2 separate regions of the Mus musculus genome follow, and region 2 is linked to region 1. Evidence: chromatin contacts called from ENCODE POLR2A ChIA-PET data. All regions are on one chromosome and are shown on one strand. Each heading gives the region's core, a stretch centred on a gene start or an enhancer-like site at or near the end of the contact. The rest is flanking DNA. Distances are from core to core; before and after follow the strand shown.

Evidence for each region. ChIA-PET counts read pairs that join two places held with the same protein, here RNA polymerase II (POLR2A).
Region 2: POLR2A ChIA-PET joins it to region 1 with 14 read pairs in Patski. The contact joins the promoter of Rps3 here to the promoter of Gdpd5 in region 1. POLR2A ChIA-PET finds 5 or more read pairs at or near these places in 3 of 5 experiments (Patski and embryonic stem cell).

What each region holds. Positions count from the first base shown.
Region 1 is chr7:99,379,005-99,383,239 of GRCm38, reverse strand. It overlaps Gdpd5 (glycerophosphodiester phosphodiesterase domain containing 5), which reads right to left and starts at 1,722. Exons shown (of 18, transcript NM_201352.3): 1 at 1,032-1,722.
Region 2 is chr7:99,482,017-99,486,251 of GRCm38, reverse strand. It overlaps Rps3 (ribosomal protein S3), which reads left to right and starts at 2,543. Exons shown (of 7, transcript NM_012052.2): 1 at 2,543-2,660; 2 at 3,552-3,682; 3 at 3,898-3,991. The coding sequence starts at 2,631. Snord15a (small nucleolar RNA, C/D box 15A) reads left to right here and starts at 3,320; the gene lies at 3,320-3,467.

The DNA of each region.
Region 1 (4,235 bases), core at 473-2,972:
TTAAGACCTGGAGAAGGTCTGCCCTGGGCCATTTTGCACATAGAGACTGGAGTCAGGCTTCTTTGAGCCCCAGTTCCAACCACACACACTCTCTGCAGTCTCATACACGCTTACCTCAACTGCATATTGGGGCTGGGGAAACCCTAGCCACAGACCGAAAAGGTGTGAACTAGGAAGGGGAGCAGACCCCTTGATGGATGTTTGGAAATCTTTCAGGTCTACTTCTCTCTCAACCACTCACTGGCTTTAGGACCTGGGGTCACTGTGCCCCCCACAAGTCTTCAGTGTCCTCATTAATAATGCCAAAGGAAGGTGGCTGAGTTCTGAGGGACCACAGCTCCAGCTTCCACATGGCTGTGTCTTGGGGACCAATATGGTGAGTCCTTTAACAGATAAAGAGTACTTCAGTAACTTGGGGACATTAACTATGGGAAGCAGGTTGTCCCTCCAGCCCGGACCCCGGGAAGAGATCTTTTGGAACAGGGAAGCCCTGCCTTCAACGCAGGTTCACCTTTCCTGGGAGGTGGCATGCCCATGACCCAAGAGTGGCTGGTAAGAAGGACCTCTTCGGCTTCAGGACCAGTGCCTGGATTTCGATGCCCCAGAGGCCCCCACCCTGCCAAGCTCTCACGTGCATGCAGGCTATCCACTTCTTTTCTTCTCCCCTCCCTCTTTGCTCTTTCTCTCTTTATCTTCTCCCTTCTCCCCAGTCTAATCCTCAACATGGAAGGCAGAGGACCTCAACCCTGCCACGCCTCAGTTTCCCCAACTGTCTGCGCCCATAACAATACACAATAGCTTTTATCTCGGGGTTGCTATGAGCTTTGGATAAGGAACGACTTGTGCAAGGGCGGGGCTCGGACCTGCACACAATGGGCACTCAATAAGTGCGGGCTTCTCTCTACTATCTTTCGCGCGCCCTCTCCTAAACAGTTCACTCTCTGCCCGTGTCCCCTCCACGCCCTCCGCTGACCCGGGCCCTGCCTCTAAGGCTCCCGGGACTGCTCCCGCCGCGCATCCGGGGCTCTCACCTGCAACCTCCGCTCGCTGGAGACTGTGGCAGGAGAAGCCCCTGTGTTCCCCTGGGAGCAAGCACCCCAAGATCCTTAACCTAGGGCGGAGAAAGGTGGCAGCTTCGACTCGCCCAGGGGTTCGGTCCGACTGTTCTGCCTGCTTGGGACCCCTCACGGTGCGCTGGACCCGGGCGGTGCCAGTACAGTTTCAAGTCCGGAGCAGTTCGGTCCAAGGCAGCTGAAGATTTGGTTCTCCAGGAGCTGGAGGCCGGTGGGCGTCCCGGCTCCTCTACACTCAAGTCCCAGAGCTGGGGCCACCTTGCGCCGACCAGGGGGCGGAGGACACTCCAGCAGAGATGGGTCAGTATGATGGGGCCGAGAACGTCCCGTCTCGGAACTCCGGATCAAGGCCGGGGCTCGAACGTCCCAGCAGCTCCAGACCACGGGGCTAGGAAAGTCCAGGCGCGGAATGCGGGGCTCGGACAAGCAGGGCAGGGCAGGGCAGGGCAGGCGGAGCGCCAGCGGCCGGAGCAAGGCGAAGAAGTCTGCCCAGGTCCCGACGCCGCTCACTCTGCAAATCTGGGCGGACCTGTGCCGGCAGCGGACTCCAGAGCTCCGGGCCGCCGCTCCACTTCCTCCTCTTACCGGCTCCCCGCTCACCGCTTGCTCAGCCTCGCGCCGCAGCCTCTGCTACTGCCGCTGTCACCCTAGCCGCCCACCCCCACCCGAGCTGCAAACCGAGCCGAGCCGAGCCGAGCCGAGCCGAGCCCTGCCGAGACAGCTCCGGAGCGCCTGCGAGCTTGGCCCCTCCCCTAAAGGGTGGGACCAACAGAAACCCCGCCCCTGGCCGGGCCGGGAGCAAAGGCGGGGCGTGAGAGACACTGCTAGGCCGGTCCCCGGCGCAGTTGGGCAGCAAGAGCCAATGGGAGAGTGGAAGAGGGGTGGAACTCTGCTGAGCGTGGTCTGGTGCCGCTGGAGAAGGACAATGAAAGCTGCGCGTAGCAAGCGAGCCAGCCGCCTGGAGATCAAGATGGTGGGCTCGGGGGCCTGGGTTGACTGTGACTGAGCACGAGGCCAGCAGTGGGAAAGGGCGAAGCATGGAGGAGGCGAGGTTAGGACTGGGATGTCCCTGGATGGCGGAACCTGGGGCGTAGCGTGATACAGCCAGCCTCTTGCTCCTCCCCGCTGCTAGGGCTCCTTGCACTGAGTAGCATTTGGGAGCAGTGCAAGGCTCTGATTTTAGGAAGCGATGCAAAAAAGTTTGTAAAAATAAAAAGCAGATCTGTTTCCCACACTTCCCCTTTCCCAGAGTTCTGCGGCTCAGGGAGGAACGTCGTTATCAGTTTCAAAAATATGAGCGGAGGTGTGTGAGGACAGCTCACTTCGAATCGTGACTTCTGTCGGCTGTGCACCTTCCCCACCCCTCCCTGTCTTTGAAGTATCCAGCGTCCTGTGTGAGGCACCGAACAGGAGTGAAGGGTTTGATATATGAATGAGTGTTGCGAGTGCGCGTGGGCAGGGCTTAAGTCACTAATTGGCTTGGGGAGCCCTAGGATGAGGCAGCCCAGCCCAGGTTCATCTGCAAGCCTCAAATCAATTTTCTGCGTGAAACCCCTTTGTCACTGCTGTGGACCAAGACTGTAGGGGGCGCATGGTGTTTTCCAGATTGCTGTTGCTGGTATAGGATTCTATCCACCAACTCTGTGACATTCCTGGACTAGACTGGCTCTGGAAGATGGCTTTAGCCTCCTAAGGCGATGCCAAGGTCATCCTTGACTACACAGTGAATGGAAGCCAGTGTGAGCCTGTCTCACAAGACATAATAATACCACCTTAAAGAAACTCAAGACACTGCAACTTGACAGTCGAATGAGTGAGGAACCACATGGGCTTAGAAGACCAAAGGAATGGCTTTCCTGACAGAAACAACAGCACTTACAAAGGACACCTCCAGAGATCTCTGCCTCGTATTGGTTAGCAGAGGCTTCCCTGAGCAGGTTACAGGCAAACTGAGGTCAAAAAAAGCTAGCAAGGTTAGTAGGAGTTGACCGTGCTCCTGAGAAATCCTGGCAGCAGTAGAGCAAAAGTCAAAGTGGGAGATTCCAGCGAGGCAGGTAGAAGGGAGTTCAGACTTATCCAAAGGACCAAAGATCTCTTAAGATCCTCCTGAGCCCACAGCCCAGCTGGATGCTGATGAGATCAAACTAGGAGGAGCTTGGAGTTTGGATTCCATTAGCAGAGGGCTGTGAGAAGTTTTCAGCACACTGTCAACATGATGGAGTTCTGTAGGGAAACAAGTGTCCTTAAAACACAGCGCCTAGGGGAGTGGCAAGGGCCTGCCTGAGGATTGAAGCTATCCATATCACACTTGGTAAGGGTGCCAAGATCTCGTATACCTTCCCCTTGGCCAAGAACCGTCAGCCTTCAGTTGTCAGCCCCACGGAGCCCTGAACTCTTAGCCTGCTATTGTAGCTCCTTGTCTTTCCACCTCTTCTCCCCCCCCCCCTCCCTCACACCTCTCTCAGATTCGCTAACAATGAACATCATCCCTACACAGTTCCTCCGAGTGGCTGCCCTTATGGTCCTCCTGGACTGTCGTGAATCCCACCTTGAGTTTATTCCTGCTCCCCTGCAGGACTGAGGTGAGAGTTGGAGAGCCAGTGCTCATCAGCTTGCCTGACTGCTGTGTCCTAGAGCCTTGCCTAGACTCAGTAATTGAGTCACAAATGTCACCTTCTCTGAGATGCCATCCTGAACTCCCAGGCAGCCTTTAGTCTGATTTGCTTACATGGAAGATTCTTTAAGAATGTTCATGCCTCATTTCCCTCCCCCTTCATGGCTGGGAGCTACTCTGTGGATGTATGTCCCCACCCACCATGGCCCTTGAGAGACCTCAGCGTTAGAAGATGAATGAATGAGGTTCTCAGAGTAGAGCTGTCTGGCTGTTAGGACAGCCTCTTCAGGAGGTCAGATGGACAGAATGTCCAAAAGAAAAAAGCTTTTCAGAACACAGCTTCCTCGATGACTCCTGAGGCCCACTTAAGGTCAGCAAGTGGTGAACGGCTGCTCAGGTCTCAAAACACCCACGTTTGCCCTCTGGCTGCCCCTATGGAGGAGAAGGAGTTTTCTGATCTGGGGCAATCTGGCCTTTTGTGGTGAGGGAGGCCACAGAGTGACAGTGGATGATTGGTGGTGGCTTTGTCTGGGAGGCTGTCAGTGCAT
Region 2 (4,235 bases), core at 1,294-3,793, 100 kb before region 1:
GAGACCCTGAAAAGCTTTGATTCCCTGGTCTACTTTGCATTCTCATTTTATACCCTAAAACACAAGGTGGGGCAGGAATGCAAGCAGGATTCCACAGAAGCATACTTGACAGTTAGCAAGTTAAGCACAGTAACCCATTGGCCCAGCGATTTCTCCACATCATTTTATTCCAGGTAGCAAATGACGTCATGCTTGCTAGACAGGCAGTACAAGCAGTGCTTTGAGTAAGTCACTAAGTGAGTCTCTAGACAAATAGCTAATAACTGTTTTCCTACCTTATTCTACTTCAAGCTTACAGGCATGAGCCACCTTGCTCAGTTCAGAGGTTCCTGCTTCACTTTGCCTCTCACATTCTCCTGCCACTATAGTGTCCTGCTCAAATACATGGAGCCCTCATGTAAAGTGGGGTAATGGTCACACAAGCCTGTTAGTTACCTCAGCCTTGGAGGTGGAGACAGGAAGATTTTAGGAGCTTGATGGCCAGCAGGCCTAACTGGAATGGAGAGTCCCGGGTTCAGTAAGAGGCCCTACTTCAAAAATTAAGGTAGAAGCCAGGCGTGGTGGTGCACGCCTTTAATCCCAGCATTCGGGAGGCAGAGACAGGCAGATTTCTGAGTTCAAGGCCAGCCTGGTCTACAGAGTGAGTTTCAGGACAGCCAGGGCTACAGAGAGAAACCCTGTCTCAAAAAAAAAAAAAAAGAAAAGAAAAGAAAAAAGAAAGAAAGAAAGAAAGAAAGAAAGAAAGAAAGAAAGAAAGAAAGAAAGAGAGAAAGTGTATAAGACTGTGAACCCCTGGAATTTACCTAGGGCAGAGACTGGCCGCTGTGACTTCAGCACTCAAGGTCAGGTGCCCTCCATCAGTATTGACATCCTGAGTATAAACAGCAGAGTCATTTTTAAAAAGGTATTTACTTTTATTTCATGCGTGCTGGTGTTTTGCTTGCATGCATATCTGTGTAAGGGTATCAGAGCACCTGAAACTGGAGTCACAGTTGTAAGCTGCCATGTAGGACTGGGAGTTGAACATGGGTCTTCTGGTAGGCAAGCCAGTGTTTCTAACCACTGAGCCATCTCTCCAGCCCTGAGTCATGATTTTAGTGTGAGAGGCATCATTGAATTTTCTGAGCACGGCCATCAGGGTAGCTGGCACAGGTCTTCAGATACAAGGAGATAGTTATAAGAAGGCAGCCATGGCTGTGGTGCACTAGAAATGGAGAAACAGCTTCATCAGGTGACAGACCAGTCTGACTCTGTCCCATGATTAGAAGCCATCTTGTTACAAGGTCAAAATAAGTTCATTCCTGTTTTCTGTAACACTTGGGTTTGATCCTGTCGTCAACCCATTTTCTGGAATTTGACATGTTCCATACTCCATTATACCCTGACTTCCACCCTGATAAGATGTTCTGCCAAGTTCCTGTGTAGCCAACATTCCCCTGGAAATCTCTCTTCCCTTGGAAACCACCTAGTCTTAGAAATTTTGAGTTATATAAATTCCACTTCTATGTTTGATGCTATTCTTTAAAACTCCACTTTAGGGAGATAGCCCTGTCTGATAGAAAATAAAACTTGCTTAATTTGTCTAAAAGAGTTTAAGTAATAGTTTTTACTTTTGTTCCGTGGGATTAATACAGGGTGAAACAGACTCCCGTGTTTCCAGTGTGAAGTGAGCCACACACTGCAGTACAAGTTATATCAGCAGGTTCTGCCTCTGGGCAATGAACTTTTGCTTGTGTGGACATCAGGGTCTGTGTGAAGGGAAGGTCCTATGGCCTAGATTTATACTATTCAACAGTCTGTCCCCGAAGCCCTGGTGCTTTATTATTTTGACAAGCCCCTGCTGCTGGTATTCCACCCTGCTGCGAGTCAAAAAAGTTCCTGTCTCGGAAAAACAAAACAAAACAAAACAACCAAAAAATAAAATTTTTTTTTCCCACAGGTTCTAGTGGAGGTGCTCACTACCAGAAATCCTACAAATAAGCCCATCTCATGGATCAGGGTTTACCTTTGTAATAATATTAAATCTGTGTGCATGTGCGCACGCATGTGTTTTATGCTTGCATATATGTATACGCAGCCATGGTTTTCTACTGTCCCACTCACTCTGTAACTTACTGAGCCATCCAGCTGGTCCTCTAAATACATTTCAATGAAAGTTTTCATTAGCGTGAACGTGAAGGTGGTAAAATCTGTTAGTGTGTGCTTATGCCTGTGGTTTGCACCTCTAGTCTGAAGGTTGCTCTTTTCAAATTTTTTATTTATTTACGTTTTTACTTTTGAGTCAGAAACTCATAAAGGCCAAGCTGGCCTCGAATTCGCTATGTAGTCAATGATGACCTTAAACTTGTGACCCTCTACTTCGTTAGTGCTGGAACCCCAAGCTTGCTGAGTACAGAGCACTTTCAGACCGGAACTAGATGTCTACTTCCTGTTCCGCCTACATTACAGGTTGCTAGGTTACACCCCCCCTACGCCGTTTTAGACGCAAAACTTCATTTCCCATGCAAAACTTCATTTCCCATGAACACTTGCAAGGGTCGCCGCGCTGCGCGGCGTCATTGCTCCCGCCCTATATACCTACTTCCGCCCGCGAGCCACTTCCTTTCCTTTCAGCGGCGCGCGGCTGCAAGATGGCGGTGCAGATTTCCAAGAAGAGGAAGGTAAGCGTCTGGGCCCGGTTCGGGAGTCCGCCGCGGGTTCTACAAGTGCCAGGGAGGCCTGTGGCTCCGTGATCAGTCCTGTGGAGCGTCTGGGGCCGCCTGCCGTCTCTTCGAGCCTCGGATGGCCGTAGATTGTGTATTGGGCCGGAGCCGGGCGAGTGCTGTGTGCCTGGGCAAGGGAGGGACAAACTCCTCGAGTTCTGGACCGACTCGAACACCGGGCGCCTCCAGTTCCGGACTAGACACCTTTGAGCGTTTCTTGGTCTCCATAATAGTAATCCTGTGGCACAGTTAGAGGGCGTGTGCCATCAGATCTAGTCCAGTTTCTTTAGTAAGTGAAGTTTAGCAGTCCCTTCTCTTAGTCGCGTGATCCTGCAAGTGGCCATAGTTGAAAGCCTACTTACTGACTGCTGCCGTGTTCACTCGGGACCCGGAGCTGCAGCGTCCCTGTGGTTATCATTTCATGGGGGAAAAGTGTGCAGGTTGCCAGGTTTAGAAATAGATGGTCTGTCGTTTGTGCTTATGCACACAGATGATAAACCTGTTTTGAGTCAGGATTCCTCTCCTATCCGAGGTACAACTTACAGTCCCAGCTGTACATGTGCTACTTGGAGACAGATTTTTCTTTGTCTCTTGGGTGTAGATTATGCCGTAGAGCCCTTCGATGAAGAGGTGATGACGAGTCTGAGTAGGAAGTGTTGTCTTTGTCCAAGATGCCTCACTATGCTGCGTTCTGTGGCACAGCTGAAAGCACTGTGGTCAAAAGAAACTTCCTAAAGATGACCAAGAGGCATTTGTCTGAGAAGGGTTGCTGCTTTTCTGTAGGGCCATTGGGCTTGCTCTGACTAACCCTGTCTTCACCTCAGAGGTAACTTGTTTCCTTTGGTTCAGTTTGTAGCTGATGGCATCTTCAAAGCTGAGCTGAATGAATTTCTCACTCGGGAGCTGGCTGAAGATGGCTACTCTGGAGTTGAAGTCCGAGTTACACCAACCAGGACAGAAATCATTATTTTAGCCACCAGGTAGAAATACCATTGATTGTCACCTGTAAATACTGTGTGTACTGAGATGCTGTGTAAACTTGGGCCAACCAAGCAGTAAATCTGGCCTCAGTGGGTGTAACTGCTTTGTTAGAACTGCATTTGGGAAGAACTTACCTTCCATTTAACGTGTGTGCTGGCGTTGTGGTGGGCGGCAGGTGGGATCTTGAGTAAATGGTTGCGCTTCCCCTCTACAGGACACAGAATGTTCTTGGGGAGAAGGGTCGTCGGATCAGAGAGTTGACCGCAGTTGTCCAGAAGCGCTTTGGCTTCCCTGAAGGCAGCGTAGAGGTGAGTTCCTCTGCTTTATCTCCCGGGGGTTTTAGACTGAGTTGGGATGTGGCTTCTGCTATAGAATTGTACTTCTGAAAACCTGACATGGCCAGTGACAGTCACAGGTACTTGATGCTCTGCCAAAATTTCCTTAAAAGCAGAGCGATTGCCATGCATGGCGGGGGCCCATATTCTTGTCCTGGCACGCAGAAGGCAGGATGACGGCGGGGCAGAGCTAGTCAGGGCTGCTGTAGTGAGACCC